7 separate regions of the Mus musculus genome follow, and regions 1, 2, 4, 5, 6 and 7 are each linked to region 3. Evidence: chromatin loops called from intact Hi-C (ENCODE). Cell type or tissue: left cerebral cortex. All regions are shown on one strand. Region 1 holds the start of Pla2g12a (phospholipase A2, group XIIA). Region 2 overlaps Egf (epidermal growth factor). Region 3 holds the start of Sec24b (Sec24 related gene family, member B (S. cerevisiae)). Region 4 overlaps Enpep (glutamyl aminopeptidase). Region 5 overlaps Gar1 (GAR1 ribonucleoprotein). Region 6 overlaps Mcub (mitochondrial calcium uniporter dominant negative beta subunit). Region 7 overlaps Sec24b (Sec24 related gene family, member B (S. cerevisiae)).

The links. Hi-C counts contacts between places; a loop is a spot of excess contacts. Peaks named below come from ENCODE experiments on the same cell type or tissue, not always from the same donor. Only the 100,000 strongest peaks of a DNase experiment are listed, where the experiment ranks them.
Region 1: it touches region 3 in a loop (2.3-fold over the local background); 7 of 42 quality-filtered maps call a loop at or near these places.
Region 2: it touches region 3 in a loop (3-fold over the local background); 9 of 42 quality-filtered maps call a loop at or near these places.
Region 4: it touches region 3 in a loop (4-fold over the local background); 7 of 42 quality-filtered maps call a loop at or near these places.
Region 5: a loop joins it to region 3, with 4 times the contacts of the local background. A loop is called at or near these places in 22 of 42 quality-filtered maps.
Region 6: a loop joins it to region 3, with 3.0 times the contacts of the local background. A loop is called at or near these places in 28 of 42 quality-filtered maps.
Region 7: a loop joins it to region 3, with 3 times the contacts of the local background. A loop is called at or near these places in 7 of 42 quality-filtered maps.

The regions. Positions count from the first base shown.
Region 1 is chr3:129,876,740-129,880,739 of GRCm38, forward strand. Pla2g12a (phospholipase A2, group XIIA) reads left to right here and starts at 1,867. Exons shown (of 4, transcript NM_023196.4): 1 at 1,867-2,196. The coding sequence starts at 1,980. In left cerebral cortex, CTCF peaks have their summits at 2,196 and 2,396; DNase peaks (open chromatin) are centred at 1,326, 1,851 and 2,799; H3K4me3 peaks cover 1,923 bases; H3K27ac peaks cover 525 bases.
Region 2 is chr3:129,729,026-129,733,025 of GRCm38, forward strand. The region is part of intron 5 of Egf (epidermal growth factor); the gene reads right to left. Among named protein-coding and RNA genes, the nearest start is that of 6330410L21Rik, 23 kb to the right of the region's middle. In left cerebral cortex, a CTCF peak has its summit at 1,626 (motif pointing left); no DNase peak of the experiment used is centred here.
Region 3 is chr3:130,059,216-130,063,215 of GRCm38, forward strand. It overlaps Sec24b (Sec24 related gene family, member B (S. cerevisiae)), which reads right to left and starts at 1,692. Exons shown (of 24, transcript NM_207209.3): 1 at 1,354-1,692. The coding sequence starts at 1,453. In left cerebral cortex, a CTCF peak has its summit at 1,687 (motif pointing left); DNase peaks (open chromatin) are centred at 816, 1,594 and 2,277; H3K4me3 peaks cover 2,521 bases; H3K27ac peaks cover 2,168 bases.
Region 4 is chr3:129,298,529-129,302,528 of GRCm38, forward strand. Enpep (glutamyl aminopeptidase) reads right to left here. Exons shown (of 20, transcript NM_007934.3): 9 at 570-635; 10 at 302-453. Among named protein-coding and RNA genes, the nearest start is that of Enpep, 32 kb to the right of the region's middle. In left cerebral cortex, a CTCF peak has its summit at 1,523 (motif pointing right); a DNase peak (open chromatin) is centred at 1,536.
Region 5 is chr3:129,826,832-129,830,831 of GRCm38, forward strand. It overlaps Gar1 (GAR1 ribonucleoprotein), which reads right to left. Exons shown (of 7, transcript NM_026578.3): 2 at 3,764-4,000; 3 at 2,506-2,660; 4 at 2,074-2,133; 5 at 1-143. Among named protein-coding and RNA genes, the nearest start is that of Gar1, 2.6 kb to the right of the region's middle. In left cerebral cortex, no CTCF peak of the experiment used is centred here; DNase peaks (open chromatin) are centred at 1,981, 2,454, 2,675 and 3,642; H3K4me3 peaks cover 1,423 bases; H3K27ac peaks cover 59 bases.
Region 6 is chr3:129,916,961-129,920,960 of GRCm38, forward strand. It overlaps Mcub (mitochondrial calcium uniporter dominant negative beta subunit), which reads right to left. Exons shown (of 8, transcript NM_025779.3): 5 at 1,626-1,786; 6 at 1-182. Among named protein-coding and RNA genes, the nearest start is that of Gm40150, 12 kb to the left of the region's middle. In left cerebral cortex, a CTCF peak has its summit at 1,673 (motif pointing right); a DNase peak (open chromatin) is centred at 1,675.
Region 7 is chr3:129,995,182-129,999,181 of GRCm38, forward strand. Sec24b (Sec24 related gene family, member B (S. cerevisiae)) reads right to left here. Exons shown (of 24, transcript NM_207209.3): 12 at 1,500-1,618; 13 at 1,160-1,215; 14 at 733-939. Among named protein-coding and RNA genes, the nearest start is that of Mcub, 27 kb to the left of the region's middle. In left cerebral cortex, no CTCF peak of the experiment used is centred here; DNase peaks (open chromatin) are centred at 1,098, 2,362, 3,153 and 3,496; H3K27ac peaks cover 1,072 bases.

The DNA of each region.
Region 1 (4,000 bases), 180 kb before region 3:
TGGCTCGTAATTTCTCTCACTGTCCTTCCCATCCATCCCCAGCTTTCCTTTCAGGAACCCAGGAACCCGTGGCTGCTGGCGGCTACGATGATAACAATGATGATGTGTTTGTAGGTGCACGTAGACGTCTGAGGACAACTTGGGGGAACCCCCTTCTCTCCTTCCACTGCGGGTCTCGGGTACCAAGAGGCTATTAGGCTCATGTAGCAAACGCTGAGCTTTCTCACTGGCTCTTAGCGTTGCTTTTGTCAGAGTACTTTCTCACAGCAACAGGGAAGAAAATGAAGTCACAGATGAGGTTCTCAGGCAGCTTTCCAAAGGCCTTGCAGCTTGAGGGGCCAGCCACACACAGGATGGAGAGCAGCTCCGTGTCCTGGTACCCATAGTGCATCAGAGAAAAGGACAAGCTGGGTGTGGCCTCGTGCCCAAGACTTGAAACCACTGAAGAATTAAAGTTGAAATGGGAGGCAGGGAGGAAGAGGCAGGGGAGGGTGGAGGGCTGACATGAGATATGGAAGACAGGAGATCCCAGACTGTTCCAAGGGAGACTGAAGAAGACAGAAGCCACCTTGGGGAAGGAGAATGCCCCTGGTTCTAGATGGGTCAAGGAAAGAAAATACAGTGTCTGGGGACAAAACTGATGACGACAGGGTACCAGGGAGGGGGATCTGAGTCTGTGGCAATGGTGAGATTTTATTTTAATTATGAGGTGACTGCTGTGGCCATGGATGGCAGATCATAAAGAGAAGTGAGGAACTGAATCCGGTTTAACCAGTCGTGTTATTGCATCCGTGTGCAATAGACGAGAAAAGGTGCCAAAGAATCTGGCATTTGAGAACGTAATCCCCAGAGAGAGACACGCGGCAACCCGTGTCCTCAGAGCACAGGTTATTGTTAAGGTAAAAGACATACATTCAGCAAGATGTAAATGTGTAAAGAAATAGAAAAGAGAGAGGCTTGGCGCCAAGATCCTAGCACTTGAGAGGATAGTGTGTTCAAGGCAAGTTGGAGGGCAGCCTGGGCTACAGGCCAAGACTCTGTCTCAGAAAAATTAACTGAGGGCTGGTCCCAGGTAACCTTACCGCATTTGTCCCGCTTCGGAAGACACACTCCTGCCTCCCTTTCCTCTGCCTAGTCGGTGATTAGCTTTTTCTCTACAGTATTTAGAATTTTAAGGAGGGATAACTGCCAACTTCTCCTTCCTTAGAATTAGAAGCAATGGAGGAAGTGCTCTGGCAGATTGAGCAGAGTTCCATCTTCAACAATCCTCCAGACCATGCTGCGCTGCTAGGACTGCGGCTGATCATAGGGTTCCCACAAGAACCCAGGAGGCAAATCCAGGCTTGGTAGGGTGCAAGGCCAGCCCGTGTTCAAACAGTTTTCTACGCTGGACCCCAGGCCTTGTCCAGTAAAGGCTGGGACTGCGGAGCCCAAGGGAGGCTGTGCTACTGGAGTCGTTCTAAATTATGGTGTCTCGGTAAACAGGAGAGCTTTGTAAAACAAGCAAGCAAACAAACCTCACTAGGAGCTGGGAGGCGGTGGCGCACGCCTTTAATCCCAGCAGGCGGATCTCTTGAGTTCGAGGCCAACCTGGTCTAGGTGAGTTCCAGGACAGCCAGGGCTACACAGAGACCCAGTCTTGAAAAACAATACAAAAAACAAACAAAACAAAACAAAACCAATTCACTGTGGTGTTGAACCAAAGCAATGACTATGTCTAGGGCATTGGCAAGGCGTTTTTAAGACTCCATAGAGGCAGGACCGTAAGCTACGGGAGCGTTCCGGAGACCACGTGGGCAATGAGGCTCCCACGCTCGGGCGCATGCGCACTGTGGGCAGCGGCGCGCGTGCCCGGGCGGGCCCACCGTTCGGCGCAGCTCAGTGACGGGGCGCGAGCTCGCGAGCGCGGAGGAGGCCGGGGGCCTGAGCCGGAGCCGGAGCGCGCGCCGCTGCCCAGCCCCGCCGCGCCGGCCCCGCAGATGGTGACTCCGCGGCCCGCGCCCGCCCGGAGCCCCGCGCTCCTCCTCCTCCTGCTGCTGGCCACTGCGCGTGGGCAGGAACAGGACCAGACCACCGACTGGAGGGCCACCCTCAAGACCATCCGCAACGGCATCCACAAGATAGACACGTACCTCAACGCCGCGCTGGACCTGCTGGGCGGGGAGGACGGGCTCTGCCAGTACAAGTGCAGCGACGGTGAGCCGCGACAAGGGGGCGCGGGGTGGCAGGGGGTTGGAGGCGGGACAGTCCCCGGAGGCTGGGGGGTTGGGGGGAAATGCGAGAATCCGAGCCAGGCAAGTGGATGGGGACGGGTATGAAGCGAGAAAATAAAGGGACTGGTGCCAGGCAGGGGGATGTGTGTGTGTGGAGTGTGGAACAGGTAGATGAACAAGTGTGGAGCAGGTGGATGGGGCACAAGTGGGGGGCTAGAAGATGGAGGGGTACGTGTGGGGCAGGTTGTGGGGCGGGGGACACTTGCGGAGCAGGGGGGCGGGGACAGGGAAGCGGGATGGAAGGACGAGTGCGGGACAGGGGGATTAGGGGAACAGACGCCAGACAGGCATTGACTGCGTCCTCGGGTGTGGAAAGAATGAGCAGCGCTTGGAGCGTGCTGTCCTTGGGATTGAGCAAGCTGGGAACAAATGTGAGAGGTCACCTGAGTGCGCGCTCTGCACTCTGCTCTCCTTTGCATCTGAGCTTCTCGCCCTCTCTCCCCGCCATTGCACAAAGTTGCCTAAGAACTTTCTGATGTACGGGGCGGGGTGGGGGTGGGGGGCGGGAAAGGTGGGAGGGAAGTGGGACAGACTGAGTTTAGCACGTGCGGTCATGCACAGGCGCGCGCACACACATCATGTAATTGGTTCAGCTAAACATAGAAAGCCAAACGACAATTTAAAAGCCATCAGTTGGTGTTAAGTGCCATTTTGTTTGTTTACCTGCAAAGCTAGGTAAAATAAATTGTGGCTTTTGTATAGATTTCTGATGTACTTGGTTTTTGAGGGAGGTATACTGCATTGAAAAAGTTCCCTAACTTCTGGAAAACAATCTAAGACTTGCAGTTTTGTCTTGATTTGATTTTTGAGACAGGGTCTCAGGTAGCCCATGCTGGCATTGAAGTTGGTATGTAGCTGAGACTGACCTTAAACTCCTGTTCCTTGGCCACCCAGGTTTTGGATGACAGACACAAGCCATCTTGTCCGCCTTGTAGCTTTCTTGGGTATCACTGGCCTCTCTTCCTTATTCTCTGTCAATATTAGAGTTTGTCTGCTCATTCCTTTCATTGTTTTTAAACATTCTGTTTGAATCTGAGAACTTGTTTCATGGCAGCGTGAATAGTCATAAAATCAGCACTTAAGGCAGTGATTTGAGTGAGGGTTTTTTGTTGTTTTAGTGTTTTGTTTTATTTTAAAGCATTCTGTGTGTGTGTGTGTGTGTGTGTGTGTGTGTGTGTGTGTGTGTGTGTGTGTTTTGAGGGGTGGGATGAGGCTTCTGTTTGGCAATTCAGAATGTTAGGATATAGAACTTGTAAAATCAAGCTTCTTATGAGATTAGCCAAGGCTACCAGCTGAAAATAATAGGGAAATTCATGACTTTAGTGAGAAACCCTGATTGCAGAGTTGGTAAACTTAATTTTAAAAAAGTCTCTCCTGTAAACCTGTGACGTCCCTGCAGCTTATAAGTCTACAGATAGCCTCCATCTTTATGATAATATAAAGAACATTCCATTGAATTCATTCTAGGGATCTCCATTTGCCTCCAAAACTTAGGCCTAAAACCTTCCACCGATACACACCAAAAAGAATATTTTCTTCCTGTACAATATTTTGTTTTTGTGAGCTGTATTAGTGGGGTGTCGTGGGTAACAAGGAGTAAATGATAACTTTGCTAAGGCACAAGTTCTATTTTTTTTATTAGATATTTTCTTTATTTACATTTTAAATGTTATCCCCTTTCCTAGTTTCCCCTCCCAAAACCCCCTATCCCCTCCCTCCTCTCCCTA
Region 2 (4,000 bases), 330 kb before region 3:
CTCTGTTTGTATCTTAAATTCTGAATTCCGTGTAACATTCACCCCATCGAGAAAACTTTTCTTCTCTTTGTTCAGTCCATTTACCCCAAATGAGGCTTTTTTTTTTTTTTTTTTTTTTTTAGTTTTTGGAAGGAGGGTTTCTCTGTGTAGCCACCACCACCCAACCCCAATGATTCTTACAACTAAGTATTTGGCAGTCCCTAAATATTTAGCACATATCAATAAAAATTAAGAGTACCATTTTTATAAATTAAATTATGATACTTAATGTTTAGAACAAACCCTCAGAATGTTTACAACAAATAGTATTTTATAGATTAAGAATTTTGTCAAGGATCAAATAAGTGTAGAATTGTGACTCAATCTCACACCTTCTGAGTGCTTTTTATATATGGACTCTGTGTGTGCGCTCATGCACGCCTGTGTGCCTGTGTACATACGTACTTAGAATGTTACAGTGTGTTAACCTCTGTAAAACCTACGATCACATTTTGATTCACTTGCTTATTGCCTTTCTTACGTGTAAGTTCTCATAAATAACTGCCTGAGCCTCCTCAAAGGTTCTGCAAAGTATGTAGTATAGATTTGGGGAATGGGCAAGGGGGTTCTCTGTGAATACACACACAGACACACACATACAAAATAAAGACTTGCCGTTTTGTGCTACTGGAATTTTAAACTGTGGTTTAAAAACAAAACAAAACAAAAAGCAATCACCCGAACAGGATTTGGCTACTTGCTATTTTTATCCTTCTGGATTCCTTTTAAGAATTAGAATGGAAAGCAACCAGTGGCTTTGAAGGAGTTGAAAAATAGGTGTTTTGGGGCCGAGGATGAATGGAGCATTTGCTGGTGTGTACTAGTTCCTGTGAGCAGCTGGGAGAACTAGCATTTATGACACCCTCCCTTTCTTATTTTATGCCCATTACTGACAAGCCTGGCCATCCCATACAGTGAAGGTGGGGAAACTGAGGTGTGCATGAGCCTGCTCCCCTGTCCCCTGTGTCCCCAGTCGCACAGTGGCCTTGCATCCCAGGCCTTCAGCGGCAGCATCACCCCAGAAAGAGGAACCTAGTGTTCATCTTTCCTATGCAGACAAGCCTCAGATGAGCTCCTCTGGTGAGAGATACTGCAGGGCAAGTATCAAGAGGCTAGTCACAACCGATAGAAGCATGCCAATCACTTAGAAAGGAAAAGCCATAAAAGATGCTTTGGGTGGTTCTGGGAAACAAACTCTTTCTTCTTCAAACATGCACGTCTGGGAGAGCATCAAGTTTCGAATTTTCATTTCCTATACTAGCTCCTTGGAGCAACGCTATATTTGATATGGAAAGATTCCTCTGTGTATAGGAATTCAAGCAGATAAATGGTAGATAGTGATAGAGGGGATGGCTTCACTCTGAGCTCTTAATTAAAAAAAAAAAATGATGTTAGTGACATAGGCACTAATCAGCAGCGTCTAAAGCCATTGTGCAAAGGGCAGAAGGGAAGTTTATAGATGGTAGACCGAGCTGGCAACTTCTGACCTGCTGGTTAGCCAAAACCTGACCGGGAGCTGGCCCCTGTGTGTCTGTCAATTGGTACAATCGGAGGGGTGCAGTGCCGCCTGCAGGCTTATCCAGGAAGTGTTCCTAAAAAAATACTGGCTCTTAGGCTTCTGGGGCCAATGCTCCAATTCTGAGAACGACAAGGGAGACAAACATGTTAAGCAACACCAAAGGTGTGGAAAATTCAGAAAGTGGACAGCGATCCAGGACAAATGAATTGTTTTCTCGAACAAACACAGGACAAGGAAAAGCTACAGGTTAAATAATCTGAGACCCCATCAGCAGGCATGCGGGAAAAAGCAATGTATGAGCCCTCACAGCAAACAAGGAGCCATAAAGACATAAAGAGCATCTTCAAGTATTTAAAAAGGCATTTCAAATGGCAGCCACTTGGCAACAGGAGAGTCCTGTACTGTGAGGCTGGCTTTGCTTGAGCCAGGGCTTTCTCGCCAGTGGCATGGATCTGTGACACTTGTTAAGATGTGACAGTAGCTATGAGTGACTGAACAATCCATATTTTATTTTAAATGTCTACAAGTAGTAGCTTACAGAATTAAAGAAAGTCAGTGGTGTTTTGTGCATGAAGTCATTGTCAAATCTTTCACACCATTTGGAAGACTGGTTCCCCTACTGGCCAATGAATATGCTTTTGAGACTCATAATCTTAAACCTCAGATCTACATCTAAGGAAAACAGAAGAAAGAAGAAGAACAATAATAAAATTAGACCCTTTGCTAAATAACGCCTGTAAGCAGTCAAAACATAAAGTCTTTAGAAGTTCACCATTAACACACCATAAATAGTGTGCACACAGAAGTTCATTAATACTCCATTGATAGTGTGCACATAGAAGTTCATTAATGCACCATTAATGATGTGCACAAGGAAGTTCATTAATACATCATTGAGAATGTGCACATAGAATTTCATTAGTACACCACTGATAATGTGCACATAGAAGTTCATTAATACACCACTGACAGTGTGCACATAGAAGTTCATTAATGCACCATTGACAGTGTGCACATAGAAGTTCATTAATACACCACTGACAGTGTGCACATAGACGTTCCCACACTGGGTTTAGTGTAATCCTATAAGATCAGGGCAGCAGGGAGAGACCAACTTACCTGGGCTGACACAAATGTGAGTTAAAGTCTTTGTTTGGAATCAGCTAGAAGGAGCTCAGAGTGGGTAGGGCATGGGAAGGCTTTTCTGTGTTTAAAGTGCCTGAAAGGGGAAGTGTGAACTCCGTGGTCTCTTTAACCAGCAGGAGGAGTAAATGGGTAGATGACAGGTTTTCCCAAAACAGTTCACAGAAATCTGTGCTATGACATAAATGACCAATGGAGTGAGAGTCCATGTGGTCAGGGGGGGAGATGCATAGCGTCAATCACCCGCGTCAATCACCCTGAGTTCCAATCCCAACCCCACCACACTGGAAAGCACCCGAGATGTGTTTTTAGTTTCTAAAACAGAACTCAAAGCCCACCCTTGTCCATAAAGTTATCACGAAGTTAGACGACATAATCTAGGGAAAGGCCCCAAGTAGAAAACTCTGGGGACAGTCAATGAGTAGGCCTGCTGCTCTTAGACACAAAGGCAGTGTTCTGAGATATCACCTATCTTGCAAACTGGTTCCTTCTAATTTAGGGGGGAGCACGCCAAGGGTGGAGTCGGGGTGGGGCAGCGTCCACATTTGTTTTTTCCATCACTAGTTAAAATCCTCTTGGCTTTGGAGTAGAGTGGAGAGCTGTATTCCCTGTCTCCATTGCTAAGGAAGTTTAGAGAGACTGGCAGTGACAGCTAAGCATGCTGGGTGCCATGTGATTGGAGAACTTCTCCAAGAACACACTCTCTGCAAATATGTTCTCAGAACTCTGGGGTGCAACCACTAAGTTGGTCAGGAAAGGTGTTCTCGAAGGCAGTGGTGTGGAGCTGTTTCTTGGAGGATAAGAAGAGGGCCAAGGAAGAAAAGGGGAGCGAGTGGAAGGGAAGAGAGGAGAGGAGGGGGGGAGGGGAGGGGAGGGTAGAGTTTGGTTCTGGAGTGTGCTGACTAGCCTGGCAGAAAGGAAGCCCTTCTTGGGAAGAATGTCAAACCTCTGAGGCTATCTGGGACAGGGAATGGAAGACACCATGGTACAAAATGAAACACAGACCCCCGTGACGTACAAAGCCATGAAATGCACAGAGGGGCCAGTGAGGAGACTGTGCATTCATTGCTGAAAGCTGTCAAAGGTTTTAACTAAGATGGGACAAGGTCAGATTCTCACCTGTGGAGGCTGTTGGTCCCTGCAGCCTAGGAAATGGAGGTAGGGTATCTAACTTCCTAGGGAGCAGTGGGGGAGGGGGAGCTCTGGGAGGGAGCACAAGGAGGTTTGCTTACAGGTGAGGAGTTGTTAGAATCTGGAGGTTGGGGCATTAAACAGGGAGGAAGGGGCAACGCCTGGATT
Region 3 (4,000 bases):
AGTTATCCTCTGAACTCTATGTGCAAGGAGGGGCACAGTCATTTATACCCAGGCACACATAATAGACAAAGCTGCTCACAAACCATGTTTTCACCTGGACAAGTGTGATACAAATGACACCGTTCACCTTCAAAAGCTCTTGATACTAAACAACAACTATAAGAAGCATGAAATATTGATAAGTAAGACCAACCTAGGGATCTTAAGACTAAACCATCATTTTTTTTTAATTGTGAATAAAAAATTCCACCTGATTCTTGGGGTGTTTCGTGTTTGAAAAGCATTACTGATTTTCCAAACTTTGGCTGTAAATTTGATTAGCACGCTGTGTAAACTAGGCCAATGATTTGATGAGTATTGAGTAGTTTTGTTTTTTGACACAGGGCAGAGGGATTTTCTTCGCTTTACTTTGGGAGGGTCTCATTAGACACACTCAACTCTCTAAGGAGGGCCCCTCCCCTACTTAGGAACATTCCAGATATCCAGAGCAGGGGCCAGGCACGCTAGGGTAAGATCATTTCTCAGCAATAACTCCTGCATGCTCGGAGCCTATAACCTCTGTATGAAAGCCACAGTCGTGTTTCCCTACGCAGGCCTTGCATCAAAACAGGGCCAAGCAACTCTGGCACGTTTTCCTAGACTTGAAAGTGAAGCTGGAGATGGGGGACTCTAAAGGTGTTCGCTTAGTTGACACCTGCTACCCCGGGAACACTACACTACTACAAGCGAACTCCAAAGGCTTGAGCAGCAACCGCAGCGGCAAACCACAACAGATCCGAGGCCGAAGTGGGTCGGGGTTACAGTTACACTTCTGCAGCACATTTACATCCTTCTGCCTACAAACTTGAGTGCAAACTAAGTTCCCTTCCAGGCGGCGTGCTCGCTGGGCCTTAAAAAAAAAAAAATCAAAGCTACGTTCCTGGGGCCCGGAAGGATGCGATCCACCAGGTACCAAGGTTGCTCCCAGCCCTCCATAGACCAAGCACTCTGCGGCCCCGGCGTCCTGTGAGCTCTCGGGGCCCAAAGGGTCGCCCGGGGCAACCGGCCGGCGCCCAGGTCGGAGCAGACGGTCGTGCGGGCCGCCGACCCCTCCACTCCGGCCTCGGTCCGCGCGGGAGGGCAGGCCTGGATGGCAGGCGGCCGGCGGCCCCGCCCTGCCGGCCCTTCGGTCGCTCCCCTCGCCGCATCGCGGCCTCCAGGCTCCACCGCGGCCTCGGGGCCCCACCGCGGCCTCCCCGGTCCGGCCCTGCCCTGCCCGCCCCCAGCCACCGCGCAGGCCGCCCGCCCGCCCGCCCGCTCTCCCTCCCTTCCGCCTGCCTAGGCCCCACGCCGCGCCCCGGCCTCCCGCCTCACCGTTCTGCTGCGGCGGTGCCAGGCCGGAGACAGCTCCGCCGAGCTTGGGCGGCATCCGGGCGCCGGCGGCCGGGTGAGGGGACCCGGCGGGGGCCGACATGACGGCGCGGCTGGCGGCGGCGGCTCCTCCGCGGCGGGAGATGGGCGGAGGGAAGGAAGGCGGGGCCGCGGAGGAAGAGGAAGAGGAAGGAACGCGCCCGCGTCACAGGCCGAGTCACTCTCACCGACGACCGCGGCCCGGGCACCCACGCTCGGCCGCGCCACCACCGCACGCGTGCGGACCCCGGCCCAGCCCTCCCGCGCCAGCGCCCCCTGCAGGCCGGAGCTGCGACCACCTCCCCGCACAGGCCAGACTGCGGCTGCGGCGCCGCCGCCGAAGGGAAAGGCGCGGGCCACGGTGGCCGCCGCTACCCGGATGGAGCCTGCGCCCTGCAGTGCTGCAGAGCGGTGCAAAGCTGCGGGCTGAGGTCCCGAGTCCTGGGTCACGCCAGTCCCAGCCCACCCACGTACCCATCCTCGGAAGAGGAAGCCTGGCTTTGGATTTGTTATTTATTCTTGTACAACGCCACCCCCCCCCACTCCAACTTAATTCCAAATTAACAGCGCAATCAAGCTAAATGTTGATTGAAAATGTGTAATTCCCAAGCAGAGAGAAAACATTTCTCTATGACAGATTCCCCATAACAGTGGCAGTAAAGCCAGAACTTTGACCAGTGGCTTTAAACGCTAGGAGAAAGATGAATGCCTAATACTAGGAGAGCTTGAAGACGAACTTTATATTCCCCCCACCCACCAAGGGTTGGCTCCGCCCGCCCGTTGGTGTTTAGGAGAGCTGTGGCATCCAGAAGACAGGTCAGCTTGCTTTGACTACCTTAGTGAAGTCTTAGAAGCAATCTCCCTGGTCCGTTCAGCATGCTGACTGGCAAGTAAAGACTACTTTATCCAAGTCATTTGGGCATCTTGGTCCCAACTAGGTCACGGTCACACAGTGGTGGGTGTGCAACTGCTCAAAAACGTTCGGATTCAGAATGTGATCTAGTAAGATGGCATTTCCGGAGCGCTGGAATCCTATTTACTGGAAGGTTATGCCAACCTCAAAGGTTCGTAGTTCTAGAACACAAAGCCTTCCTTAAATAGTTGCCGTGAGTTAATGACGGATGCCCTATCGAACCGCACTAAAAATAAACTTTGGAGTTCTGAGATTTCCAGCCACATTATGCTCTGTATTCATGTGTATTGTGGCTTTGTTCGCAGCAGCTCAGCCTCCCTGAGCTAGAGATCACACCCCCACTTCATCAAGGAGGTCACAGTTCAAGCCCTTGCCAGGAGTCCTTTGAATTTACTAAAATTAAGGGTGACACCATGTGAGTAAGGGAAGAATAGGCGATTGGCTTTCTGCCTCTGCAATGTGTTCTTGATGTTAGCTGATTTCAATCAGGTGTATGGATATGTTATTTCTTCAGGGAAGATTCCTCACACAGACTGAGATATTACACTTCCATAGATCTCCATAATGTAATGGCTCCAAAATTATTTACTTCCGTTGGTCGGTTGTGTTGGGCCTAAAGGAAACTTCCGTACCCCAAATTCCAAATGGCAATCCAAACATCAGCCTGGACTATAGGAGGGTTTCTGGCAGTTAGATAAAAGGCAGCCTTCCTAACAAACCTGGGAAACTGTTCCCCACTGTGATGGTTTGAGTAGGTATGGCCCCGAAGACTCAAGTGTTTGAGTGCTTAGCCCATCGAGATTGGCACTATCAGGAGATGTGGCCTTGATGGAAGAATTATCTCACTGTGTTTTGAGGTTTTGAGGTCTCATATGCTGAAGCTACACAAGTATGGTGCAGTCTCCTGCTGCTGCCTGCAGATCAAGATGTAGAATCTCCGCTCCTCCAGCACCATAATCTGCTTGCAGGCTGCTATCCTTCCCACCCTGATGATAATGGACTAAACCTCAGAAACTGGAAGCCAGCCCCAAATTAAATATTTCTCTTTATAAGAGTTGCTGTGGTCATGGTGTCTCTTCACAGAAATGAAACCCTAAGACACCCTCCATCAAAAGGAGTTGTTTCTCATACCTCTAGCAGGAGCGACTATATATATATAACTACCTGTGGTGTCCATTAGCATATCAAAATCCATGCTGCCCTCCATCGTTCCTCTGTACCACGAATACCTGTTATACATCTCAAAGTCCATCCTAGCCCGTCTCACCTCATCCCCACCCTAAATTCCTTTCAGCTCACAGGCTCCTCTCCCCTCAGCTACTCAGTCTCCTTAGAGCCCTGCTATTTTTGCTATATCTTCTCTCTTCTGTGCTCTCCCTCTCTCCTTTGGCTCCTGATTCTCGTCATGTATTCTCTTTTCTCTGCCTCCTGCTATTCTCCCCTGCCTTGTAGAGAGACCTGCCCATGTCCAGTCTGCTGGCCATGTTCATTAACACACACACACACACCCCTACAATTAAAACCTTCACCTTAATCATACCATGGATAAATCATACTATCAGTTTATATAGGTTGAGTTTTTGGGGGTGGGGTGGGAGTCTTATTGTTTATTTGTTTCGTTTTCCTTTTGAGACAAGATCTCACTATGTAGCTCCAGGCTGGCTATGGACTTGTAGATCCTCCTGCCTTAGCACCACT
Region 4 (4,000 bases), 760 kb before region 3:
CTTTAGCCTTTCTCCCAGCATTCCATACTGCCCACAGCCCCGCCCACTCATGTTCAACACCTGGCTTTATTTTTTTCCACTGCTTCCACTCTTTTATTCTTTGATGTCCATGTCCACATAGAAGATAAACGTGGGCAAACGCTCAGTTCTGCCACTTGGCTAGCCTTGACCTCTCTGTTGCCTAAAGGCTGTACCTTTACACTGTCACATGCCAATCATACCACGAAGGCAGGACCTAAGTGTACGAGCAGTATTTCTGCTGAGTAATTTCTCCTGTTCTTTTAAAGTGAGTCATCTTTACCCGAGCTCTGACGGTGGCTGCGAAGGATCAGCTTTGGAGTCCAACAGAAAGCGTTTCTGGGTGATGTTCTGCCTTCCACTCACAGTGACCACAGGATAACCCATCTGGCTAGTCCAGGTGTCCATCACTTCTTTCACTGGCAGATTGCTTGCCTGTGGTTGGGAGGACAATGGAGCTCCATTAGTTTGTAAATGCGGGGAAATTAAAAATAATTAGTGATATTAAAATGTAAATTGCTTCGGAATTGAGCGGACAAGGCCTTCCTCACCTCTTGCAGTGAATCCCAAAAGTCGGAAGTTTTTGCATTCGCGAACTGGAATTTTTTCAAGTAAATCTGTAAAAGATGAGTACTTTAAAGGCCAGTCTTCCTTCACCCAAACCTCCCATAACTGCTCCTGGTGTTTCCATGGCATGAGATAACATAAGCACACACACACACACACACACACACACACACACACACACAAACACCATCCAAGAAACAGCAGTGACTTTCTTGCAGTAAAACATCATTTCCAGACACTGATATTTCAGTGCTGTTTGATTTTCATATGATTAAGTATTGTTTCCATTTTTCAGCCGTCTTAAAGGTGGACACTTCCTCAGTTCTTGAACTTAAATGCTAGTGGGTCGAATTTGCCATGCTAAGGAAGAGAACAGGCATGAAGTCTTTTGAATAATGATCAAGGTGGTTATGAGTAGATAGGAGAAGTTACTCACTTAGGAGAGCAAGTCTTTATTCTTCAAATACTTTTAAAACATAAATCTTTTAAATAGAAAGCTGTCCCTTTGGAAGTTTTGCTCACAAGATCTCTGCATGGGAATTTCAGAAGCACTGAGACAGCCCCCCACCCCCACCCTGAGAGCTATCTCAGTCTTTCCTCATCCCTTACCTGGCCAGTGCTGGGGGGTTGGTCTTTGGAGACTTGCCAGTGTTTCTGCTCTCTCCCTGTCCTGTGCGATTTAATGTGTGGGAATCTTACCTAGAAATCAAACTTTTCAAGTGTTCCCAGGGCGTAACTTTGTATATAACATTTAATCTCTAAGTTGCTTTAAAGTTTCAGGAAGCACTATATGTAGGTCACATTATCTTCTATATTCTTCTTTGTTCTGGGCACTTAGAAATAAAACAAACTTCCAATCCCAGAACCCCTCCAAACATGGCTGAGGCTGCCTTGGAATCCTGCCCCTATGTTAATTCTTTTGGTTAACTCACTACTCAATACTACCACCAGAGGGCAGACAAAGGAAGGAAGAAGTGTGTTTCTGATCTTCATTCCAGACTCTTAGTATATAGTAACACTTAGTATATAATAACAGTTCTAACTGTAGCTACAGGTTAATACCATCTTCTAGGGAGCAATGCCTTCATAAAAGCATCGTAGAGGAGTTCATTTGCTCAGTGGGTTGTGTTTTGTTTTGTTTTGTTTTGTTTTGCTGATTCTTGTTTACTTTTGAGACAGAATTTCCCTGTGTAGTCCAGGCTGGCCTTGACCTTGTGTCTATCTTGCTAAATATTGTTTGTTTGTTTGTTTGTTTGTTTGTTTGTTTGTTTTTTGGACACTTGCAACATTTTTTCAGCAGAGAAATAGGCAAGCCATCTTGGAACTAGATAGGGCCTTAAATATTACTTAATATAATGCTCCTGTTTTTGTAATGAAAGAAATGGCCCTGTGTCCTTGGAGGAAGAGAGGAGTGTCTGAGACTGGTTAGCAGGAATCTGACTGCTGGATCAATGTGTGGGTATTAGTTTGGCTTTTCCTCCTCTTCCTCCTCCCCCACCACCTCCTCCTCCTCCTCCTTCTCCTCCCCCTCCCCCTCTCCTCCTCCTCCTCCTTCTCCTTCTTCTCCTTCTTCTCCTTCTTCTCCTTCTTCTCCTTCTTCTCCTTCTTCTCCATTGCAGTTTATTGTTTCTCATGAAATATAAGCCAGATTGAATCTTACATAAACAGTACCAAAAAGTACCACTTTTATCTTTGCCAGGTCAGTGCTTCCTAATAGTCAACACTCAGAATTTCCTTTCTTCTCCTTATCACAGTCATGTTAACTTTTGAGTCTAAATCACATGACAAGCCAGGCCATAGCTCCCTCGTTAGCTGGTACTGGTGAGCACAGACGGAAAAGGAACAGTGTGTGCTGTTAGTGTCCTAGGAAGGAAAGGCCTTCCCAGATCAGCCATTCATCTTTACCCAGGTAATAGTAGAACAAGAGAAGATAGATACATTTCTCATACATTTCTTACTAATGTCTCACCATCTATTGCACCTTTACAATGCGCAATTGTGGCCCAGGAGTCTTTCAGTGAATGACAGCATCATTCTGTTGTGTGACGCTGTACTTGGTAAGACGAACACAGAAAAGGAGACAACTGGTCGACCCAAATTTCAGAGTCCCACTTTTCCTAATGGAGAATCAGCCTGGGTAGAAAGCTAGAATTTATAAAGGAAAGTCCTTGAACGCCAGTTTCCCAGACCATGGGACTTTGGGGCAACAGCCATGGTGTGATGACAGGTGTGTTCAAGGGTGAGTCAGGTGACAGGGTGAATGTCCCAGGTGATCTTAGAGCTACACAGATACCTGATAATACCAGTTCCGGTTTGAAAATTGAAAGAAAGAAAAAGTGCGTTGATGTTTTTTTTCCTATAAATATATCCACTCCATAACACTTTAATTGTATAAGACATACTGCCTATTAGCCATTGAGCCAGGTTAAATTTGTAGGACCATTTGTAGTCATGGCTAGAGACTGTTGTAACTTGAGAAATATTAGTCTCAGGTGAGGCTTTTTAAGTTAATGACAACACACTAGGTTAAGGAGGACTGAGAACTTGTTGAATGGTCTGAGGATTTATTGAGTGGTTATCCTGGCTGTCTACTTTTCTGATAGTTCTCTACAAAAGTTAGTATGAAGAAACATTTAATTTAAACTCAGCTCTTAAGATACTGAGAATGTCTTAACAGCAGTTTAAAATGAACACTATATGAATAGAAGTATAATAAGTTTTTAAGGAACGCTTTCTTTTCTCTTGCTTTTTAAAAAGTATTTTTTAATTTATTTTGAGATAGGGTCTCACTGTGTACTCACTGTGTAGCCCTAGTTGACCTGAAATTACTACGTAGATTAAATTGGCCTTGAACTCACAGATATGCCTGCCTCTGCTTCCCAAATGCTGGGATTAAAGGTATGCACCACCATGCCCAGGGTTTTTTATTATTATTTATTTATATGTCCAACCCTATACATTATAGACATTCACTCAACAAACATCTTCTATATCTCGTAATATGTGAAAAGTTCTACAGGCACTGAAGCACACCTAAGGGCATGGGAGGCAGGGTCTACATGAAGATGCTCACAATAGAGGAGTGCTGAGAATTGAGTCTGAAGCTCATAGGGAGTTATACATGCTCATAGCTGCTGCACCACATATCCCCACAGGATGTTTTGTTAATGAACAAAATATCTTTGTATGTACCCTAAATATTTTCTAAATATTTTCTTCTCTTGTTTTAATAGACACATAGGCATTTTACTATTTATCCAAAATAGGGACCACTACATTTAAGATATCAAAGCATTAAATAAATGTCACCTATGAAGACATGGCAACAGGAGAGTTATGGGGGAGGGATTGTCCTGTAGTGCCATGATCCTAGAAAACAGCATGACAAAGAACTGATAATCTGTGTACAAATGTT
Region 5 (4,000 bases), 230 kb before region 3:
CCACCACCTCGGCCACCGCCTCCTCTTCCTCCTCCTCGACCTCCCCTGCCGCCACCGCCGCCACCTCTGGGAGGTCCTTTCTCACCAGGAGGACGAGGCAGAAACCTCTGCAGCGGCAGCAGCTTGTATGGGTCTATATAGAACTGCAAGTTGAGTGATAGTTAGTATGACAAGGGCAGTATGCTACAGGTGAATCTACTTAGGTTCAAACCCCACTCCTGGCGTTTATACTGAATGGTTCTGGACAAGGACTTAGTCTTTCCTCCCTCTAATTAGGTTTCTTATATATAGAATGTAGATAAAAGTACCTATCACAAATTTCTGTGAAGATCAAAAGACACATAAGACAGTGCTGTGGACTGCACAAAAACACATAAAAATAAGGCAAATTCAACCCTATTTTAAATAAAAAATGTCCTAAAAATTTACATTTTCACTTAAGAGAGCTGCCAAGAGAAAATTATCTGAATTATAGTACAATTGGGAAGACTTTGGTAAATTAGCTATTTTAAGAAAGTATTCTATTAGTTTTTCCATCTACAACCAGTGGTCACTTGCTATTAGCAAGTTGTCTCCATCTACTTTCCAGTTCCAATCTGGCTCTTGGGACCGCCATTCCATAAGCTCTTTGACAGCTGACTACCCATTCCTGAATCCTCTGAATAGTATGTGTACTTGACCACAGCTAAGCACTCCTCTTGGAAACTAGTCTACTTTTCTATCCCTATTTGCACAGCATGCTTGTGGTGAGCAGCCACCTTTCCTGTAACCCTGTGCCAGTAGTTTAAATCTGAGATGGGGCCTGAAGCTCTCCTGAGTGCTGCACTGCGGCCATCCTTCCTAGACAGTGTCTGTTCATCGACCACCTCCCAGCATTATCTCTAACCTATACTCACCCGTGAACGCCTAATCTTCTGCCGACCTCAGTTATCTTAAACTCACTATACCCCAAATGAAATTCATTGTCTTTTTTCAACCTCTGTTCTCCAATGCTGCCTAAGTCAGTGAGTAGGATCATAAGGCACAAAGATGCTGGAATCCAACACCTAACAATGGTGATAGTTACCACACCAACTGACTCCTCCTCCTCTGCTCACAGCTCCACCTCCTTTCAATTTCCATGGACTCCAGCTTTACCCCATAGCAACTGTGGCTTCTTACAGCCTACACTGCTGGTCCTTCCCTAGAGGGCTTCTCTGTCACTCCCGTGCTCTTTTAGAGCACCAATGTAAAGATCAAGTTCACCCTAGTATTCAGAAACAATGTTAAAACTAAAATCTAGTCTTTCTCAGGATGTATAAAGCTCCTTCTTACCTCGCCAGCCTTTTTTGAATTGAGAACTTTCCCTACCCCATCATCGCAGACACTTCAGTTTTCTCCATGTAGAATACACTCCCCTCTCTGGCAGCCTAGTGCTGAAGTACTTGTCTAAGGACATCAAAATTCTCCAGCCTTCTTTCCTGAAACTTCATTGTGAGTGCTACTTAAGGGCAACTGGGTCAAATTTATAAGAATGGGATCTTCAAGGATGCCATTTTAAGAGCTGTCTTCAGGTATTTGTGATGCACACCAGGTGTAAGACTCTTAGCTTCCAGTTTCAAAAGCACCACCTCAAGGAAGGCTAAGACTAAATACAGATATATGTGAAAACCTTTAGTATCTATCTACATATGCCAAGCATCTCAAGATGACCTGGAATTCACTACGTAGCCTAAGCCAGACTCAAAGCTGCTCTCCTGCCATCTCTCTGCCTCCAAGTGCTGGGACTACTGGTTCATTGTTACTTCTCAGCACTGGTAAGCTTCCACTGGGTGTGACAGCACACACTGTAACTGCAGGACTTAGGAGGTATAGGCAGGAAGGTCATATAAAGTCAGAAGCCAATGTAAGCTCAACAAGTGAGTTCCGGGCCAGCTAGGGCTGTAGCAGAGACACTTGGGTAACTCAGTGCTTGGTTACTACTGTGGAACAGCCTCAGCACTTCACTTCACGAACTGGAGGAGCTGTGAGTGTCTCAAGGAAGACACACACCACCCCCTCTGAATCCAAAATCTTAATTTAAGTATGACTCACCTTCTGTAGCTTTTTAAAGGAAGATGCCTTCATGTTTTCTGACAACTTAACTGAAAAATACTATTAATTAAATTAAGGAAAAAGACACTAAGAATGCCTAGCTATAAGAAATTTCCAAGTAGAAATGGCATTTTCTTTAAAATAATTAAAACAAAACCAAAAACCCAAGAGACAGAAGAGCCAATACAATCTGGTGGCACGTATTCAAATGGCCACCACTCCCAGAACCCAGAGGACAGCCATCTCTCCTTGGCGCATCATTTTTAAATATGGACGGATGCGCTCCCTACAGATCCTCCTCCGTGAGACTCGTCTGTAGCTTTGCTATCTCACTGAATGAAACAGTGAGTTTGCTTTGATATTTCTGGCTGGGGAGGAAGGGACACGATAATTCTTAACAAGATTGCTGACTCACCCAATCAGAAAGGATACAAAATCTCTAAGCTGTCCAAATATCTCATCCACTTTCCCGACTTGCTCTTTGTTTTCTAAGTAAACAGGGGCGTTGAAGTAGGGCACCTTGTTCTCCTCGGTGGTACATTTACACACGATGTCATCTTCACAGGGATGCATGAATTCTCCTAACACTGAAACAGCACAGAACAGACACGAGGCCACTGCAAACACTGACCAACTCGGGAATCCAGTGGGCTTTGCCACTTGTCTTTCCCCATATCTGATCCCCTCTATGGCAGAGCTCAGCTGTCAACACTGTAGTCCCAAGTTAGCATGCCACTACCAGGGGACCTAAAAGAGACTCCCCTTCTGTCTGTACACTGTAAAATGAGGCCAGTCACATCTAACTGCAGCCACACCTGATGCTAAAGCAACAGGAACAACAAACTAGGTGCTTACAATGGTGCTCACTCGCTGTCCACCAGTTACCCTGTCATGGCTGTTACAGCTGCATTCAATGCTACGTTCCATTGACTCTTCTTCCTCCCCAGCCTCAAATGTGAACCACTCTGGCTTTATTGATCCCTCCCTCCTTTCTCAGAACTCATCACCACTACCACTTCTTCACCAGTGATTATCCCTTCCTGGGAAGTGTGCAAACACAAGGCACCTCTGTTTCTGTAACCCAGGATTAATACCATTCGCCTACAAAACTAACTCCCCAACCTTAGCAACAACTAGAACCTTTTCTTCTCACTATCAGCCAAGTTCTACTTATATTTCTTTTGAAATCCCTTCTCCATCCGTGTGTCCAATGCACAGACTTCAGGCAGCATGGAACCCAGGGAACTATGAATGTGGCCCTACACAAGATAGTACACACACTTATTTACAACATGATTTTGCAGGGTGCAAGGGAATGAGTGTTCAAACTAGGCTGCATGGTTATGGAGTGTGAATTCTGTAGGTATTTTCTGGTAACTGAAAATATGAGCTACGAAAACTAAAAACTTGGCTTTGTGTTTCAACTATATCACTAAGGAATCATACTTAATCCTAAAAAGTGTTCTGCCCTTTAGAAGGAGCCAGGTACTCAATGTTGTCTAAGTCTCATCTTTTCAGTCCCAACTCAAGTTCACCTCCACACTGCATTTCGGTTCTCATGATCAGTCCCTTATACGTGTCAGGGCACTCAAGCGACTTGCCTTTCGGAGTCTTATCAACAAACGCACTAATAACTTAAACCGGATTCTATTCCCAATGCAAAGGAGGTTAAGCTCAGAAGACGACTTACAGACGACACGTTCTGGAGGCCCTTGATCTTGAAATTTATTAAAGCCTCCACGACCGCCCCCTCGTCCAAATCCTCCTCGGCCGCCGCCCCTGAAACTGCCGCCGCCGCCGCCGCCTCCGCCCCTGAAACTGCCGCCGCCGCCTCCGCCGCCCCCTCGGAAGTGGTTGTTGCTGCCGCCGCCACGGTTGAAGCCTCCGCCTCCACCACCGCGATTAAAGCCTCCGCGACCTCCGCCTC
Region 6 (4,000 bases), 140 kb before region 3:
GCAAAAAAGACGATGGAATTCGCAAACGACAGGAAGAAGGTAACTGGCTCCATGATATCCCAGGAGTACACCCACCAAGTAAGCCAGGCCAGCGCCCCGCCCTGCACGGAGAGCAGAGCTAAGCCGGCCCACAGGAGACCACTGGTGTTGGCTTCCGACCGGGCTTCTATTGCAGCTTTGACCTGGAGGAAGGGAAAACCATTCGGTTTATGAGTTTGCCAACTTAAGGGAGAAACAAAACCAAGAAGAAGCAGTTGAACCAGTGAACACTTTGCATTGCTTTGAAGAGGTCATGTAGGTAGAAAAATGACATTTATGAAATATATAACAATGGCTTATTTCCAAATCAGTACATTAACATTTTTAAGTTATAAAGGTAATATCTGCTCGTCGAAAACAAACTAGCCAGGCGTAGTGTCACATGCCTTTAATCCCAGCACTCAGAAGTCAGAGGCAAGAGGATCTCTGAGTCTGAGGGCAGCCTGGTAAACAGTTACAGGACAGCCAGGATCACAGAGAGACCCTGTCTCAAAAACCAAAACCAAAACCCATGAACACTATAAGAGGTTTACAATTAGAAGCCTATAAGCTGGTTTTGAAACCCATGTGAAATCCTGGGCCTCTTTCTTTGTCCCTCCAAGGCCACTCTGTGACTCATCTCTCAGGCACTCTGTGCAGAGATGCACTCTGTCCTGTGAAATGAAGCAGGGTCATCTCGTAGATGGAGCTGTCTTCCCCAGACTTGCTGTGCAGATCAGGCTGGGTTTGAATTCATAGAGATCTGCCTGCCTCTGCCCCACAAGTGCTGGGTGAAGGCAGGCACCACCGTACCCAGAATATCATTTCTTAAAAAGCAAAACGTGGGTAAATAATCCAGAAAAAACAAAACCAAAAAAGTGCATCTCTACCGTTCTCCCAGTGCCTTTGGAGATAATTACTGCATTTCTAGAGTTTCAAGTCATACACGAAGACCCATTTTTTAAATTATTTTATTTACATTTCAAATGTTGTCCCCCTTCCCAATTCCCCCTCCATAAACTCCCCCCACCCCATTTCCCCTTTCCTTTACCTCTAACCATTTTTTAAATATTATAAGTGGAATTACAGCTTAAAGAATTCAAGTTTTCCCTTAAAACAGATGACCACACCCCATTCATCAATCAATCAATCAATTAATCAATCAATAGATAGATAGATAACAATCAGGGTTTTTGTTTGTGTTTTCCCCCATAGTTTGGAGAAAAGACCCATAGGTTTTGAGCCATTACTAACTTGCCACCCACAGTTCTCTTAGGCAGAAATAAAACCTGAGATGTAGCACTCTACAATATCCCATTTAACAGTCTGCTGTCCAGAGACTTCTGGTGATGCTGAGGAGGCAGAAGATCCCAGCTCTGGGTCAGATCACCTGCCACACACTAGCTGTACACCTCGGTTGCCTTGTGCCCTCATCTCAAAACCAGGAAGATAGTACTCGTCTCACAGGTCGCAGCTCACAGCCCATTTTCAGACTGAAGGAGAAAATAAGCATACACAAAATACCCCAACGCTCCCGTGACAGGCACTCACTCCTTAACAAAAGGCTTGCGTCAATTGCACACAGACAGGCTAGGAAGCCTTCCCACCTGCTCCAAGGGCCGCAGCTGTTCCTGCAGGTGGTCGATCTTCGCCATCAGATGGCGCTCTCGTCTCTTCTGGATCTCCTCTAAATGCAGGATAGTGAATAGTCTGTGAACCAAGGACTTGGTGTTTTCCAACTCAGTCATATGCTCTCCACTTGGCTCTTCTGAGAAAAGGTAAGAGAGACCGTAGGCATTTACCACGCGGTTTTTCTCTAGGTAAGTCCAGGCCATGAAATCTGAGTCCCTGAGCTTGGTTGGCTGAGCTCTGGTCTGGGCCTGCCCCCGCTGTTCCTTAGTCCACCAGGATTTAGTTGATCACCAGTCTCGTCCAAAGTCAATTTGTAGTGGTAAGTAACCAGAGAGTGGGTTTAAAATTCAACTTTTGGGGGTCAGATGTTCCTGTATCCTTTCGTATTGTGACTTTATGGTGGCTTTAAAAACATCACATATGGGCATGTGTGTGGTCTCAGGATGGAGATGGGCTGAATGGGTTAAAAGCAATACCTGTTTCCAAGAAACCTCAATGGCAACGATGTACATGGGGAGAAAAATGAACGGACACAAAAGAGCAGCCCCTGAGCTATAGGATCTGACAGCAGTATGGGATAGGACATGAGCTATAGGATCTGACAGAGCAGTTGTGAGATAGGACAAAGCATGTTTCAAACCAAAATTAGGAAGAACAGAGGAAATCATTATATAGTAATAAGGGAGACAATCTATTTAGATATAATAATTACAAATATCTATATATACACACACATATATGTGCATGTGTGTATGTATATGTATATATATATATATATATATATACATATATATATATATGGAACATTGATGCACCCAGGTTCATAAACACCATTGGGCAACAAGGGGCAGATCAGTCCAGATACAGTAATGGGAGGGTCACCATGACTTCAAGGCCAGGCCAGGTCACATAGCTCATAACTCCAGTCCTGGCTACAAAATGAGAACCTGCCTCAAAAAATTGTATAAAACATATTTTTACAACCTCACCATGCATACACACACACATTGTGTGTGTGTGTGTGTATGTGTGTGTGTGTGTGTGTGTGTGTGGTGTTTATGGGTATGTGAATGTCTTTGAATTTTATATGTAATCCATATTAATCAAAAAGCCATATTAATCCAAAAAGTCAGTAGACATTTCAAAGTTAAACTCTACCATAGAATATTTTATTCAAAACCTATAGGGTATACATTTTTTTTTTTTTTTTTTGGCCAGGCCATGGAGTTTTCTCTAAAACAGACCACTTATTCTAAAGAGAAAGAGTTAGCAAATATAAAGAAGGAAAAAGAAAGAATTCCTTGCAGCTTACCCGATCATAATGATTACAGTAGAATTACACTAGAAACCAGGAGTAAGAAGCAAAGCACACACTATACACCCTGGAGACTGGACCAGAGACGCTTGAATAGTAAGTGGTCCTTGGACAGAATCGGGGAGGAAATGGAGAGGCCCTCAGCCAGCTGAAATGAAACCACTGCTTCCCAGAACCGTGGATAGAGCGCTGCAGGGTCGGTCATAACTGAGCACCACATTAAAAAGTTAGGTCTCAAAGAAGCAACCCAATCTTATTGCTCATTACAGACCCGCTTTCTAGGCTCTTGGTATCTTCTTGTTTCAATATTGGCAGGTCACACATGTCATTGTAATTTATCCATTGGGGCTTAGAAGAACAGAGACAAGATAAACCCAAAGTTAGTAGATGTGAAGCAACAAGGACTAAGGTGGGATTCATGAGCCAGGCCAGAGCAACAATGGGTTGGTGAGACAAGTTGGTCCTCACAAGGGAGAACAAGGCTGACGAGCCTTCGGCCAAATTAATCAAGAGAACAATAAAATGCAAAAATGAGCTGTATTACCATAGAAATGACATCTGGAGACGCAGTGAGGAATACTTTCAGAATATCTTTAACAAATTGGAAAATTTAGAAGAAACTGATAAATTTCAAGACATGTATGACCTACCAATATTGAAGGAGGTATAAATAAACCAGTCTAAAATGAGTAATAAGATTGAATCAGCAGTAGTCTCCAACAAAGAAAAGCTCAAGGCTGGATAGATCTACTGCTGTGTTCTACTCTGCTTTCTTCCTTCTTCTTCTTTTTTTTTTTAAGATTTATTTATTTATTTTATGTTTATGAGTACATTGTAGCTGTCTTCAGACACACCAGAAGAGGGTATTGGATCCTATTACAGATAGTTATGAGCCACCATGTGGTTGCTGGGAATTGAACTCAGGACCTCTGGAAGAGCAGTCAGTGCTCTTAGCCACTGAGCCATCTCAACAGCCCCCCTACTCTACTTTCAAATATATTACACTGGTGATTTTTAAACTAGCCCATGAAATAG
Region 7 (4,000 bases), 64 kb before region 3:
CCAAAGAGTACGCATGGAGGGACCCCTGGCTCCAGTTGCATATGTGGCAGAGGATGGCCCTGTTGGACATCAGTGGGAAGAGAGGCCCTTGGGCCTGAGGGTGTTCAATGCCCAGTGTAGGGGAATGCCAGGGCAAGAAGACAGGAGTGGGTGGGTGGGTGGGGGAGCACCCTCATAGAGGCAGGGAGAGGGGGGACGCAATAGGGGGTTTCTAAAAGGGAGACCTGGAAATGGGAAAACATTTGAAATGTAAATAAAATATCCAATAAAAAATATATTAAAGAAAAAAAGAAAGAAAATAAATGACACTGGGGACAGAAAATCAAGCCACAGTTTGATCTCTAAAAAGCCATCCAACCTTTGACAAGACACTACTTTTTTTCATCTGTAAATAAAAGGATTAGGGTAGGTTTCTAAACACTAAAACAATAATTGATCTTGTTAGTGTGTGGGTATGAGTGCAAACGAGGCTAGAGGAGCTGCAGGTCTGCTGGTCAGATGGGTACCAGGGTACCACCACACCCAATGCTCATCACGTGCGCTCCTCAAATTTATGGCTGCTAACTGAGTAAGAAGAAGAATACACCTAACCCCCAAATAAAGGAAATGTGGCTTCAATTCTTCCTGGCTATTTATCACCGCCGATGAAGCAATGACGAGGACACAGATGACTTGACTTTGTGGGGAAAGAGAACGCCCGTGGTTATGATCCAAACACTCGACATACAATACCTTGGTACTCGACCTCTGATTCGGATCTTCTCTGGACTGCAGAAGTCCTGCCCCCAAGGAAGGTAACTGTGTCTGAAATACAGACACGCGGCCGCCCGTGGGAGACATGAGTTTGAAGGCAGCCTGAAGTGCAGGTCCAAGGGCACTGTGTGTTTCTCTGGTATTGATGAACATACTTGGTAATGCATTCAGTAAGTCTTTTATAAGCTGAGGAAAGAGTGGAGGGTGAATTACTGAGACAGCGGGACAGTTTTCTTCTCAAGCACACTCCAGGGTAAAGCACGGCAGCTGCGTCTCTGGGCTGTGAAGGAGGCTCACTAGATTCCTCCCTCCAGTGTCTCACGCACTGCACCAGGAAACCAAGCTTACTGCGAAACTGCTGAGGCAGTAAGTGTCTTGACATTTTGAGAAAACAAACTAATCTCACCTCTTTGCTTTCATACAGATTCACAAGCAGACTATCCGGCGTGGGCAGAAAAACATCTACAGGGACAAAAACACTCCATCAGCACACAGTCGGGAGAACATCAGAAAGTAGTGAGGGTTGGTTCTACAAAGACACTTGCCATGCATATTGGAATTCTGCCTTAGTAAATACATATACTCCATATGCTTCATATATACACATGCAATGCATGCGTGCGCATGCACGCACACACACGTAAAAAGTTAGAACCAAGCATTTCCAAGGTATACCAAATCATGCTCACAGCACATGACCCCACGGTAAAGTCCACAGCTACAGAGACTCCCCCGCTGCCGCTTACCGTCTATATCAGATACAATCAACATCTGCGGCTGGGATAACCCTTCTTGTAGATTGTAGAAGTGAATGGTGCTGTCAAAAGTCATGAATCCTATTCTTGTTCGTGAATCTCCAGGAAGCCTTGTGACAAAAATGACAACTTGAAATTCAAAGTGTCCAGTCACATTGTTTACAAAACAATGACACAGCACATTAGGCCGCAGAGTAGCTGCACATGACTTCATACAGGGGACAGGAATATGAACCACACACAGGAAAGTGACAGATTCAGTGTCTTGTTTTCAGGCAGGAACACTCACATTAATTTGGGCTCAGAAGGCGAACTAGCCTTCAGGGAAGAACAAACAGAACTCAAGTGCTTTCTAGAAGCTCAACATTGCATGCCGACTTTCTCCTAAGGCAGCGTTCTCAACCTCCCTAAGGCTGCACCCTTTAATACAGTTTCTCACATTATGGTGACCCCACCGTAAAATATTGTTGTTGCTGCTTTATAACTGTAATTTTGCCACTGTTATGAATTGTAATGTAAATATCTGATATGCAGGACATCTGATATGTGACCCCTGAGAAAGAGCCGTTTGACCCCACAAAGGGGTTGTACCCCACAGCGAGAGAACCACTGGCCTAAAGTGCTGGTTGTTTTGTTTTGAGACCTGGACTTTCGTCACTCTGGCTGGCCTTGAACTTGTGGCTCTGCTGACTCAGGTGCTGAATTATAAAATTACAGGAGTGAGGCACCACATCTTACCCTTACTCTTAAATAAAGATGTGCTCTTATTTTCTGTCTTAGTACCACACAGTAGTATAACACATTGCAAGTGCTGACTCCTGAAATGGATGACTAATCTGCATATTCAGACACAGTCTCCAGGGCAGGCAAACCCAGGGCTGAATGCACTCTCTGGGAAATACTTTTCAGGAAAAGGTTTTTCAGTAAAAACACTAACAACGTTGTTAGACTTTAAGGGGCGAATTTTAAACAAAAATTAGTTATGAACATCAAAATGATTATTATCAATCACCAGGAAGTTGTCTGTTAAAGAACTCAGTTTTCAAAACAATCCCACGGCCCCAAGAATGCAGCCCGCCTGCCACTCGCCCCTCAGTTTCCGTCATTACAGAAGTGCATCTCCAAGTGTGCCCGCCCAGCTGTGTTCATGTGGTTACATAGGGTATGATTTAGAATGCCTTAGGATATTTTTTTTTAATACAAATGATTCCAAGGGTTATTGATGGCTCAGTGGTTAAGAGCACTTGCTGTTCCTGGGGAGAACCCAAGTGTGGTTCCCTAAACTGATAGAGGCTGATAAGATCCTAACTCTAGTTCTGGGTATCCAATGCCCTCTCCTGCTCTCCCTGCATCCCAGGCACGCATGCAGTACACATCACTGAGCTATGCAAATCTTCAACAGCAGAACGTGTGCCAAAGCACAACCCTTCCTCCTGCTACGGATGACTGATGTGTTTGCTCAGATAGTCTCAAGGCCAGTCAAAAACACAGTATTCAGGGGCCGATACTGCTCAAGACTTGTCTCTAGAGATTAATATGCACTCCTTTGAGAAGTTCAGAAGTCTGATGGCATTAGTCAGCAACCAGAGTCAGACTCCTGACCTCCCCCACGTTCTCTCTTTTAGGAGCATCTGCAGAGCGCTGGACTTCAGGAAATGGGCTACTACAGCGCTGGATGTGCTTCCAGGCTAGCTCTGCCCTCACTCTCCCAGGGTCTATTTTCTGTTGGAACCAAGCAAAAATAACTCTTTCCCATTCTCAGTTTTGCCCTTTTAATTTTATGCCATCTAATCTATAAATAGTCACTTCTCACTGGAATAACCAGGGCCGTCTCCTCGTACTTTCCTGAGACTAATGGAGGACATGGATTGCTGGAGCAGGAGACACAGTGGGAACCTGCTCCACTACTCAAGTACCTCCAGGGGCCCTGAGCCCAGGGGGAACACAGACTCCTTCACATCTGCTGGCAGACAAGCAGGTGAGAGTTAAGACACTATATATACTCTGCTCCAATTTCCACGAGGCAGCAGCGTGTGGCTCATGCACGGGTGGGTATGCAGAGCTCACTCTCTGGCTTCCGAACGATTTCAGCACAAACTCAGCTCCTACCTCCCTCTCTTCAAACCAGTCTCTCACCATACAATACAGCTAGCTTGTGAAAAAATGCCTTGTACAGCCATAAACTATAGCTAGAGTCTATAGATATTTGTATTTTAAATGTCTGGAGATGCACCCACACTGTGGAATAAACAAAATCTAGCTAATTAATAGATACTGTCAACACCTGGCAAGAATACTTAACTCAATATTTTCAGGAACATCCTAGCCAGTCACCAACTCAGCAACAGCTGTGAAGGCCTGATCCTTTCATGCCAACCCCCTACTGCCCAGGCAGCCCAGCCGCTAGCCCCCCACTTACAGATCAGCTGTGATCTATAGATCTATAGGTCCATCAGCCCAGATGGGACTGAAACCACATGGCAGTGCCTGCT